2 separate regions of the Homo sapiens genome follow, and region 2 is linked to region 1. The links are chromatin contacts, found by Hi-C or POLR2A ChIA-PET in ENCODE. All regions are on one chromosome and are shown on one strand. The core of a region is the stretch at or near the end of the contact, and the rest is flanking DNA. Distances in the headings are between cores, read along the strand shown.

Evidence for each region. A loop is a pair of places that touch in the nucleus more often than their neighbours do. ChIA-PET counts read pairs that join two places held with the same protein, here RNA polymerase II (POLR2A). Pooled maps may share reads with other maps.
Region 2: a loop to region 1 is called in a pooled map, with 5 times the contacts of the local background. The contact joins the enhancer-like site here to the promoter of TBC1D19 in region 1. A Hi-C loop is called at or near these places in 2 of 168 maps with a recorded cell type or tissue (CD4-positive, alpha-beta memory T cell and CD8-positive, alpha-beta T cell), 3 of 37 single-sample maps with no recorded cell type and 7 of 50 pooled maps. POLR2A ChIA-PET finds 5 or more read pairs at or near these places in 4 of 52 experiments (CD4-positive, alpha-beta T cell, CD8-positive, alpha-beta T cell, activated CD4-positive, alpha-beta memory T cell and 1 more).

The regions. Positions count from the first base shown.
Region 1 is chr4:26,582,085-26,588,013 of GRCh38, forward strand. TBC1D19 (TBC1 domain family member 19) reads left to right here and starts at 2,000. Exons shown (of 21, transcript NM_018317.4): 1 at 2,000-2,208. The coding sequence starts at 2,110. RefSeq lists an enhancer at 2,228-2,317.
Region 2 is chr4:25,839,374-25,845,579 of GRCh38, forward strand. The region is part of intron 2 of SEL1L3 (SEL1L family member 3); the gene reads right to left. Among named protein-coding and RNA genes, the nearest start is that of SEL1L3, 21 kb to the right of the region's middle. RefSeq lists an enhancer at 4,160-4,928. Within about 2 kb of position 4,463, at least 11 of the 41 ENCODE cell types and tissues checked have a DNase peak (open chromatin) inside an H3K27ac peak, as active enhancers do.

The sequences.
Region 1 (5,929 bases), core at 750-3,249:
TGTGCAAGGAATAGTTCTGGGCACTTTCACATATGTTGCTATGTTTATTTAGTTACTTTCCATTCCCTTGTCAATAGTACTGGGCATTATTTTTATTTAATTATCACAGTTTCAATATTTAATTTATTAATATATATTAATAGTCTAATACTTGGTACATTTGTTCCTCATACTGTCTCCTTAGTTGGATATTTTACACTCTTGATACAGAGAAGAAAATGAAACTGATAGGGAAAGAGACTCATGCAATTCCCAGGGTACATACTAGGAAGGAAGCCAGAATGTTTTCTGACTCCAGGCACTATCTATGCCTTTTCTTCTGCTCTACAGCTTCATCCTTCCCTTCAACGCTCTACTAATCTTTTCAGCTGAAGCATCTTTATCTCTTTGGCAGCTAATCACTCCACTTCTTTCAATCTCAAAGGGACTGTTATGGTAGTGCTCTCTCTCCTCTCTCTGCCTCTTCTTTCTCTCTGTTCAAAGTGAGGTTTGTGGTGGGAATTCATGGATGGGTGGACAGTTGAGATGGAAGGACTATAAAGAGTTGACAATATCTACTTATCTGCAGCTTTGAGAAATTCTGAGTTGTGAGAGAATGTTTTGTAGAGAAACTGCACTTTAGAGAGTCTGTCATTAATTGCCTTTAAGTGCTTTGTTTCTTTCCTGGCTGCCTCTTTCTAAACTTGGTTTGATAAACCAACTTTACCAAATTATTTAGAATTTGTACTTATCATCCCAGTATTCTGGATGGTGGTGTTATAAATGTCAGAGTGCTGTGCATAGAGGCCCGGGTCCAGTCCCTTTGAATTCATATTATTTCCTGCTTTAGTCCTTTGCTATTCAGAATGTAGTCTTTGGACCATCGGCATCATAATTTCTTGGACTTGTCAGAAATGCGGTTTACCAGTTCTCACCAGAGTCCTATTGAATTAGAATCTACATTTGATTGAATGAGATCTCTTTGTTTCTAGTTAGTCTAGAGTAGCTTTTGCAGCAATCTTGGTTTGTTTTCTTAAAATCCTACTTCTGCTTTGCTTAAAATATGCATATACACATTTGAACTCAATTTTGATTATTTTTGTGAGGTTATTCTAATGTATTTTTCACTAGGCCTTTTTTGGGGGGGGAAGGGAGGTGCCGTTGGCCTTTGGGGATGTCATTCAATAATTTAAGTCAGTTACTTTTAGTTCTGCTAAAAATCTTTTGTGCATTTCCTTGAAGGCAAGAACCATATTTTATTAAACCTTTGTGCCCACACAGTTCCTTTTATGTAAATGTTCAATAAGTTGAAAGCTGAATGAATTATGAATAAATGCTTGAATGAATGAATATACGGAAGAGGATGAATCTAGACGGTAAATTCCTGGAAGACTTGGACAATGTCTTATTCATCCTTGAATTGCTAATGCTTTGCAGAAAACCTACAAATAATGCCTGTTGGTTAATTTGTAGTTGTTAGATGAGACGAGATTGTCTACTTATTCCTGGTATAAGACTCTAGAGAATAGAAACGAGAGAAAATGAAGTAAAATGGAGTGCTATGGTACAGTGCTAGGCACCTTCACGATTTTTACCTCAGCTAATCATCACAACATCCTGCAAACTGGGTGTTATTTTACAGAGGCGGAAACTGTAACACGTTTACGCAGGTAGTGTCAGAGCCTAACAATTCGTGGTTGTAATTCGCAGTATCATTGCGTGCCACAGTCCTGTTTCTGCAGAAATTGAGAGGTGGAAGAGAATGATCCTTTATATAGTAAAACGCACAATTCTCCGTGTCCCCCTTGTGCATCAGAGGCGCTGTGGCTCTGAAAGAATGAGCTTTCTTGCCTTTCAACCATAGACAAGGCAGGAACAACGGTGTGAAAAGCGTCCTCCCCGCCCCGGTCTTTTTCCGCCGGCGGAACGCAGATGCTGTGGCCTTCAGGCGCTGAGGGGACCAGAGAGGGACGGACACAAGGCTCGGCAGTTGCCTGGTAACGCCCGCTGGAGGAGTCCCAGTGTAATAAGGTCCCGGAGAAGTGTCACTGGCCCTGAGTGGGACCCGGTAGCCCGTTCGCTCCGCGCCGGCGGCCTGTCCCCGCGGCTTGGCGGGCTAGGGCAGGGGAAATGTTGCAGGAGGAGTCGGACCTCTCTCTCATTATTGCCCAGATAGTCCAAAAGCTCAAGGGCTCCAATTTGTACTCTCAGCTGGAACGGCAGGCCTGGGTAAGTGAGGCCGAGTGGGAAGGGATGCAGACGGGCGGGGCCGCGGCGATGTCTCTTCTTCACCCTCCTCACCCAAGCCAGAGCTCGCCTCTGACCTCTCCAGCTCCGCTCTGGTGCTCAAAAAACAAACAGACAAAAACAAAAACAAAAACAAAAACAAAAACAAAACAAAACAAAAAAACCCCACCTCCCTGTCCGGTGCAAGCTGTGCTGCCTCAGCCCCAGGCGTGGTTAATAGATTTTTAAAGAAGGGTGGGGCGCATCACACCTTTTTTTCAGACCAGAGAAACGCTTACTCATTTATCTATTCCTGTAGTCATTTACAGGGTCTAATTTTTTAAGCTGCTGGACTCACTGAAGGTAGCTTGGACCATGCCTTCCCTCACTTTTTCCGTCCTGTGGGTGGACTTGGGCCCCCAAGTACCTTTCTGCTTTCTCGTCAATGTATCACTTTCTTGCAGTTTACCCTCCCTGCAATTATTCCTCGTCTATCCGTCCACCACCTAGCATTTATTGGATATTTTATAACATGCTAGGCACTGAGGATGCACAGATTGATTGAGATCCTTGCCTTTTTGTGACTCATATAAATGAAATCATACAGTTTGTACATTTTGTGCCTGCTTTCTGGCATTAACACAGTGCTTTTGAGATTCATCCATTTTGTTGATATTTCAGTAGTTCTGTTCCTTTTTATTGCTGAGTAATATTTCAGTGTTTGAATGTACAATGGCTTGTTTATTCATCATTGTGTGAAGGGCATTGGGTTGCTTTCTGGTTTTAGAGATTATAAGTAAAGCTGATATATACATTCTAGTATACGATTTTGCTTGGATATTTGTTTCTTTTTTTCTTGGATAAATACCTAGGATTGGAATTGCTGACTTGTATGGTAAGTGTAATGTTTCATTCTATGAGAAACTGTCACACTTTTCCAAAGTGGCTGTATCATTTTCCATTCCCACAAGCAATTCTGAGAGTTCCAATTGTTTTGCGTCCTTGATAGCGCTTGATGCTGCCAGTCTTTTATTTATTTTTATTAATTAATTATACTTCTCTAGTAGAAGTGTAATAGTATCTTATTGTAGCTTTTATTGCATTTCCCTAATGACTAATGATATTAAGCATTTTCTTATGTGCTTATATCTTTTTTGGTGAGGTAGTCTTCAAATCTTCTGCCCATTAAAAAAAAAATAGTGTTGTCTTCTTATTGTTGAGTTGTAAGGATTCTTTCTATATGATGTAAGTCTTTATCAGATGTGCGTCTTGCAAATATTTTCTCCCAGTCTGTGGATTATCTTTTTTTTTTGAGACGGAGTCTTCCTCTGTCACCCTGGCTGGAGTGCAGTGGTGTGATCTCGGCTCACTACAACCTCTGCCTCCCAGGTTCAAGTGATCCTCCCGCCTTCGCCTCCTGAATAGCTGGGATTACAGGCATCCACCACCATGCCCAGCTAATTTTTTATGTTTCCAGTAGAGATGGGGTTTCACCATGTTGGCCAGGCTGGTCTTGAACTCCTGATCTCAAGTGATCTGCCTGCCTCAGGCTCCCAAAGTGCTGGGATTACAGACGTGAGCCACCACACCCTGCCCAGTCTGTGGATTATCTTTTCATTTTCTCAACTGGGTCTTTGAAAGAGAAAAATGCTTAATTTTGGTGACATAAATTTTTATCAATTGTTTTATGATTTGTGCTTTTTGTTCCCTACCTAAAAGTGTTTGCCTAACTCAAGGTCTTAAAAAAGTTTCTACTATGTTTGTTTGTTCTAGAAGTTTTATAGTTTTAGCTTCTACATTTAGGTCTGTGATCCTAAATGTAGAAGTGTGATCCATTTTGTGATCCATTTGAGTTAATTATTGTATATGGTGCAAGGTAAGCTTTTTTTTTTTTTTTTTTGCATATGGATATCCAGTATTTCCATTACTGATTTGCTGAAAAACCTATCCTTTCTCTGCTAATTTCCTTGGCACCTTTGTCGAAAATCAATTACACACACACACACAAAATTTCTGGCTCTCTATTTTGTTCCATTGATCTATTTGTTCATCATACAATACCACACTGTCTTGCTTTTTGTAACTTTATAGTAAGCCTTGAGATCAAAGTCCTCCAAATTTGTTCCTTTTTTTCCCAAAATTATTTTGGCTATTCTAGGTCCTTTGCTTTGCTATATAAATTTTAGAATCCTCTTATAAATTACTACAAAAATTGTTGAAAATTGGATTGGGATTATGTTGAATCTGTAGATCAATTTGGGGAGAATCGAGATTTTTAGCAATATTAAATTTTCTGGCCCATGGACACAGTTTATCTTTTCATTTATTTATGTTGTTTTTATTTTCTCTTGTCAGTGTTTTGTAGTTTCAGCACACAAATATTGCATACTCTTTGTTGAGATTTTCCCCTTAAGTATTTTGTGGTTTTTGACGCTATTATAAATGGTGACTTAAGTTTTAATTTTTTATTTTTAACATACAGAAATGCAATTGATATTAATCTATTTACCATGTATTCTGAGAACTTGCTAAACTTATATATTGGTTATAGTACCTTTTCTGTAGATTACTTAAGATTTTCCAGGTACATGTATCATAATGAACTAAAGACAGTTTTACTTCTTCCTTTCCAATCCGTGTGCCTTTTATTTCTTTTTCTTGACTTACTGTACTGGATAATGCCTCCAGTGCAATGTTTTGCAGATGCTTTTTTGCAGGTTGAGGAAGCTCTATTCTATCCCTAGTTTTCTGAGAGTTTTATCATGAATGGATGTTGAACTTTGTTAAGTACTTTTTTATATCTGTAGATATGTTCATATTATTTTTCCTGCTCATGTTGATATGATGAATAATACTGATTGGCTTTGAATGTTGCACCAATTTTGTATTCCTGAGATAAATTCCACTTGGTTATGATGCATTATTCTTTTTATATATTTCTTGACTCAATTTGCTAACATTTTGCTGAAGATTTTGTAACTGTATTTATGAAAGATACTGGTTTGTGGCCAGGCGCGATGGCTCATGCCTGTAATCCTAGCACTTTGGGAGGCCAAGGTGGGCAGATCGCTTGAGCTCACGAGTTTGAGACCAGCCTGGGCAACATGGCAAAACCCTATCTCCACAAAAAATACAAAAATTAGCCAGTGTGGCAGTGCGCACCTGTAGTCCCAGCTACTTGAGAGGTTGAGGTGGGAGGATGGCTTGAACCTGGGTAGCAGAGGTTGCAGTGAGCAGAGATCGCACCACTGCACTTCAGCCTGGGTGATAGAGCCAGACCTTGTCTCAAAAAAAAAAAAAAAAAGATATTTCTTTGTAGTTTTTTTTTTTCTTGTAACACTTTGTCTGCTTTCGATACCAGTTAATGATGATCTTATAAAATAAGTTGGGAAGTGTTCCTTATTTTCTGGAAGAATTTATGTAGAATTAATATTATTTGCTCCTTAAATATTTGGTAGAGTTCCCAGCAAAGTCACTGGTGCCTAGAGTTTTCTTTATGGACACATTTTTAATTAAAAAAATTCAATTAAAAATATATGCAGGCCATTCAGGTTATCTATTTCTTCTTCTGTAAGCTTTTGTAGTTTTTATGTTTCAAGAAGTTGCCGCACTTAATTTATTTTAACGAATTTACTGGTATAAAATTGTTTATATGATCCCCTTATATTCCTTTTAGTGTCTGTAGGATTTGTAGTGATAGCCCCTCCTTCCTTCCTTATACTGT
Region 2 (6,206 bases), core at 3,213-5,712, 740 kb before region 1:
GTGCACAGAGATACATGTACAGGGATGTTCAGTGAAGCCTTGTGGTTAAAAGCAACAGCATGATCATCAGCAAAAGATAGGTTAAATAAATTACGGTCTGTCAGGCGATGCAACGCTAAGGAGCTGTTGAAAAGAATGAGGTCGGCAGCATGTCCTGGTACAGAAAAATCTACTGTATTGTTAATGAGCGCAGGTCTGTTTCTAGAATCCTCTCATTTGTGCAGGAAGAAAACGGGACACAACTTAACGCTTGTATGTGCAGAGAACATTTCTAGAAGGAAACACAAGAAACTGTTGCTAATGAATTTACTTCTGGGAAAAGGACCAGAAGATTCGAGGGGGAGGGGTGTGGAAACTTACTCGTTCCCCTAAACCTTTTCACGCTATTTAAATTTTTTTATTGTTACCGTGTACACGTATTACTTTTTCGTCTACGAAAGAAAAGAACAAAAGCTCTGAGCACTTCCGGGCAGGCATATAGAAGGAGCCAGCTACATCCCAAGGCCTCCCCACCCTCGGCCTCCAAGTCTGCCCAATCCGCTTCAAAGACACAAAGTCCAGTGGGTGAAGAAAACAGGATGATTCACATCGATAAAAATTCAACTTTAAAAAAAGTATTCTTTCTAATTTAGAACCTGGGTTAGGACTGTATTAGCATATTTCAGAGAGGCGGCATAGCAAAGTCAAAAGAATCAGGAAGTCTGGACTCCAGTTAAACAAACTCCCTGAGCCTCGGTTTTCCTCTTTGTTAAAGAAAGGTTGAGAATAATACTGTCTTTCCCATGGTACTATTATGAGGATTAAATGAGACAATGTGTGTGAAAAAAGTGTTTCGAAAAATCATAAAGGGGAATGTAGATGCTAGGCATTAATTAGTGTTATTACTGAAAAATTCAGACTACCATGATTAACTGGAAAAAAAGGAACTAGGTCTGTTTTTTTTAATGCCAAATATATAGTTTATAACTACTAAAAGTACTATCATGACATTGACTTGAATAGTCCTGCTGCATAAACCATTTTTTTTCACAAAGACAAGTCAAGGCTGGTTCCAACACTTGACTTAACTTTCAATCATTTTGTTGTAATGAAATTTTGTTATAAAAAATCATACTTCCAGTCCATTGGATCTGAAGATGAGAATGCATTTTTGAAACGAAAAGAGTGGAGAAGAAGAAAACTGCCATGTTGCCCCAGAGTTTCTTATTTAAGAGGGAAGATCAGAGAAGTGTTCATAAAGCTAAACATTAGGGCATTTAAGAACCTTCCAAGAGTGTTCCTAAACTGCTTATCCAGTCTTACTTCTTGAATTGCCCATGTCACACCTGAGATTATACCTTGGAAAATAAACCACAGCAAGTGTGCTGCTAGTCCACATTTCCACTCCATGGCAGACAGTAACTGATGGACATGGCACTCTTTCTCAGTAAGTGCAGACTCATCCTCAGAATCCTACTCAACACCATGCTCTAGGCAGCCACCCCCAAGCAACACAAGCTAGCCTGTGAGATGAAGCCCTTGTTGCCATCTTTCCCGTCAAGGAACAAAGGCTTATCACCATTTCCCAATCCGGAATTTTCTCCTTTGTGTGCCACAGCTTATGCCTTCCCCTCTGCCTGAAAGCTCAATGTCCTTCTTTCATTCCTTTTTTTTTTTTCCTTCTTCTTCTCTTTTTTTGAGACAGAGTCTTGCTCTGTCACCCAGGCTGGAGTGCAGTGGCACCATTTTGGCTCACTGCAGCCTCCATCTCCTGAATTCAAGCAATTCTCCCACCTCAGCCCCCCAAGTAGCTGGGACCACAGATGCATGCCACCATGCCTGGCTAATTTTCTGTATTTTTAGTAGAGATGGGCTTTCACCATGTTGGCTAGGCTGGTCTCTAACTCCTGGCCTCAAGTGATCTGCCTGCCTCAGCCTCCCAAAGTGCTGGGATCACAGGCGTGAGCCACTGCACCCAGCCCCTCCTTTTTGATCCATGAAAACTCTACACATCCTTCAAGTCTCTGTCAAAATGTCACCTCCTCTGAAGAAGCCACACAAAGTGCTTAACACACACAGATTGCTCAGGAACTTTTTTTCAGTGAATGAATGACTTAAAATAAATAAATAGCTTCATGACATCACCTGGTAGTTTAGCCTAATGAATAAGTGTGGGGTTTGGGAACCAAACTATCCAGGTTCAAACTCCAGCATCTTCATTAATAGCTGTGCAAACTTAGACAAACTACTCTATCTCTCTGAGTCAGTTTTCTGTTTTCTCCTTGGTGGAATATTGGGCATATTAAATTAAATAACAGCGGGCCAGGCGCTGTAGTTCACCCAGCACTTTGTAATCCCTGCACTTTGGGGGCCGATGCAGGCAGATCACTTGAGGACAGGAGTTTGAGACCAGCCTGGCCAACATAGCGAAACACCATCTCTACTGAAAATACAAAAATTAGCTGGGTGTGGTGGCACGTGTCTGTAACACCAGCTACTCGGGAGGCTGAGGCAGGAGAATCGCATGAACCTGGGAGGCGGAGGGTGCAGTGAGCTGAGATCGCGCCACTGCACTCCAGCCTGGGTGACAGAGCAAGACCCTGTCTCAAAAAAATTAGATAACCACGTAAACCACATAAAGCACTTTGACAGTGCCTGGCACATAGCAAATGTTCAGTAGCAGTAAGTGACTGTAACTATTGGTAGCCATGTTAAAGAGGGTGGCTTTGTCCTCATCTTTAAGCCTCCACACTCAGTAAAGAAATTGATACATAGTAGGTGCTCAGTCAATCTTTGTTTAATTGAATGAATCATGATACGTGTCATAGGAGCAGTACCAACACAGCATTCTGATGGCCAGCATTTATGAAGTTAATTTCTGGTTGTGGAAATTAAAAAAAAAAAAACTCAACAAAACTTCAGGGTGGGGGCTAGAAAAGTGTTAGAAATTTGAGCAGGCTGTTGAAATAGGGGCATGATTTTGCCAAGCAGACATGGAAAGTGGCAGTGGGGGGCGGTGTTGCTTCGTGGGCAGGGGGAGTCGGGGCGGAACAGGAGCTATTCTAAGGAAAAGAAACTGCTTTAGCAAAGACATAGGGGTGGGGAATCAAAGACTTAAACCACAAAGGGGAAGCTGAGCTTACCTGTGGCTGCAAAGGAGAATCCCTGAACAGGAGGAGCCTGCAGCCTTAACTAGCGCAGCCCTGGTGGGTTTGTCTGGGAAGCTGTGGAGTGTGTGCAGTGGCCCTAGGGAAGGAGCACTGCCACCTCCACCCCCACACCCTCCCTCATGTGGCAACACAGCCCTGCAAGGGTATCAGTGTGTGATGTTCACAAACTGTCCTTCCCTCTTGGTTAAGAGCATTCATTCAATCAACAAGTAGTCATGAGTGCAGGGGCCTATGATCAGCATCAGAACAAAGCAAACAAGTCCCCTGGCCTCATGGAGCTTGTGCTCCAGTGTGGGCCAGGAAATAGGCACATAGGCAACTAAAGATATTTACTGAAACTGTCCAGTGGTGATCAGGCCAGGAAGGAAAATGAAGGTGGACAATGACAGGCAGGGCGGTGGGGGTGGGCCTGCTGTCTTAGATAAGGAGATGGCATTGGAGCAGAGGGGTAGGTGAGGTAAGGAAGTGGCCATGTGGTGATCTGGGAGAAGAGCATCTTAGGTGGAGGGAGCAGTCACACAGATGTCCCAAAGTGAGAATGAACTTGGTATGCTCCAGGAGAAGCAAGCGGGCCCCTGTGGCTGGAAGCAGTGGGGAAGGGTGTGCGTGGTGGGACACAAGGCTGCAAGGGGACAGGGACAGATTCCCACAGAGTAAGGGGCATGGGTTGATCTTAACTGGGATCAGTGGATTATGGGAGGAACTGGGGGGCTTAATCAGGCAGTGATGCAATCACCTTGCACTGGCTGCTGGTGGGGGGTGAGGAGGGTACGACGGGCAAAACTGGGTGGCCACTTGCAGGCAGTGCCAGGAGTCCAGACAGGAGGATGACGGCTTAGACCAGGATGACGGCACTCCACGTGGTGAGAAATGCAAGAAGGGACTGAATATGTGACACATACAGCCAGCACTAGGTGACTCTCAAAATAGAGTATGACAGGAAGAGAAGTCCAGGTGGGTCCCCAGGTCTGGGGCCCAAGTCACTGGCCTGCATGGCTGATTCCTTTCTTTCTGTGACTCCAGCGTGAGTCAGGCACACATGTGATTTGGGAGGGACAACAGAAACGCCCAGTCCCCTCCCTCAAGGAAATAAGCCACATTAGGTAGATCCACAGTCTGCCTATGGCTACATATGCCCCCCACACCCAGAATGCAGCAGTAACACGTGCACCGGGGGCATGTGGCCGAGTCGTGGCACACACGTGTTCCCAATGGCTACCGACTTCTCATCTGGGTTAGGTTTTCCCTGCAGGGCTGGGTAAACGTCTGCTGCGTCTCCACCAAAAATCAGCCTCATGGCCTGGCCGGGTCTGGCCTGGCAAAGGAGATAAGCTGCTGAGAGCCGTGTCTGGACACACGTGGCCCTCGCCTCGGGAGCCTTGGCAAAGCCAGCGATGGAGGCCCTCCAAGCACACTTCCAGAACGCCCGGGCACAGGGACTTTGACTCTTTTTATACATGAAAAGGAAAATGAAAGCAAGTCAGGGAGTACTTCAGTTCAGAGGCAGGGCCATCGTAGGACACCAGGCACTTGACACAGAAAACCTTCCCTGAAACCCCACATCAGTGCTGGCTGAGACAGGGACCATACATGACAGGCCCCCTGTGGCTCAGCTCGGAGCCTCACTAATGCCATCTTGTTCTGACTTGATTCTTGTTCATCAAGAAGCCCCTGCTAAGAACAAACCAGAGGCTTGGCCCCCTTCTATCCCCACAGCCCAGATCCAGAACAAAGGTCATGGATGTTTTCCATGGGACTGCTGCAGACCCTCTTGTGATCTGTCTTTTGGAGAAGGAAGAATGTGTGCCCCTTTTTCGGTAAACAAATCACAGCCTTGTAATCAGAGCTTATTTTGAGGGTGCATGGAGCTCCCCACCATTTTCAGTGACTTTAACTCTTGGGAAAGGGTTTTCTCTGCGTTATGGTTTAATTCTCACTCCTAAGGTAATGCTCTGAAGCAGGTGAGGAGAAAAATCCCACTGTGCTGTTCCTAAGCCTTGTGAATATGAGAAGAAACAACAAAAGAAGGAAAAGACGTTTCACATTTTAAGGGCATATTCAGGTGCCCTAAGAACTGAGCCAGTTCGTTAAATGATTTCATTTGGAAACTTCCAGCTTGCAATTCAGTCATTCTTCAATCAGAAATACATGATTTGTCAAATATGAAATGGAATCATTAATCCCTGACAAAGTCGGAGGTACAGCAAATTGTGGCTGTGTGTGCCCCACGCTATCTTCCCCTTAACAAATTAGGTGGCCCTGTGGAAGGTATTCCAGACAGATGCCTGCATGGGGCTCTGCCTGGAAGAGGGAGGCACACTGATCATCAAAATGATTGACTTGACTGCTTTCAGACATTTAACTACCCATCCCACCCTCCCCACTATGTGCACACACACAGAAAGGGAATTTACTTTCATCTTCTAGACATCTTTTCATTTAAAGCACTGCACAAATGCAGAATAAACCAGACAGACAGGGTTATTAAAATGTAGGTTAAAATTGTATAGATCTACACAAACACAGGACCCCCTGTAAAAAGTGGTAAAATCTGAGTAAGGTCTGGAGTCCAGTTAACAGTATTAGATCAGCATTACTTCCCCAATTTTGATTTTGCACTGTAGTTATGGAAAATGAGGAAGCGGGGGTGAGGATACACAGGGACCCTGTACCCTTTGCAACTTTCTGTGAATCTATACTTATTTCAAAATAGTTTTAATTCAGCACTTTGGAAGGCCAAGGTGGGAGGACTGCTTGAGCCTAGGAGTTCAAGACCAGCCTGGGCAACATAGGAAGACCCCATCTCTACAAAAAAATAAAAAAATAAACTGGGTGTGGTGGTACATGCCCATGGTCCCCGCTACTCAGGAGGCTGAGGTGGGAGGATTGTTTGAGCCCAGGATGTTGAGGCTATAGTGAGTTATGATCGTGCCACTGCACTCCAGCTTGGGTAACAGAGTGAAACCCTGTCTCAAAACAAGAAAAAGTTTTGAAAAATATCAAATGTGCCAGTTCTAGGGTAAGTGGCTTCTGACCAACTATCATGTATGGTGACAC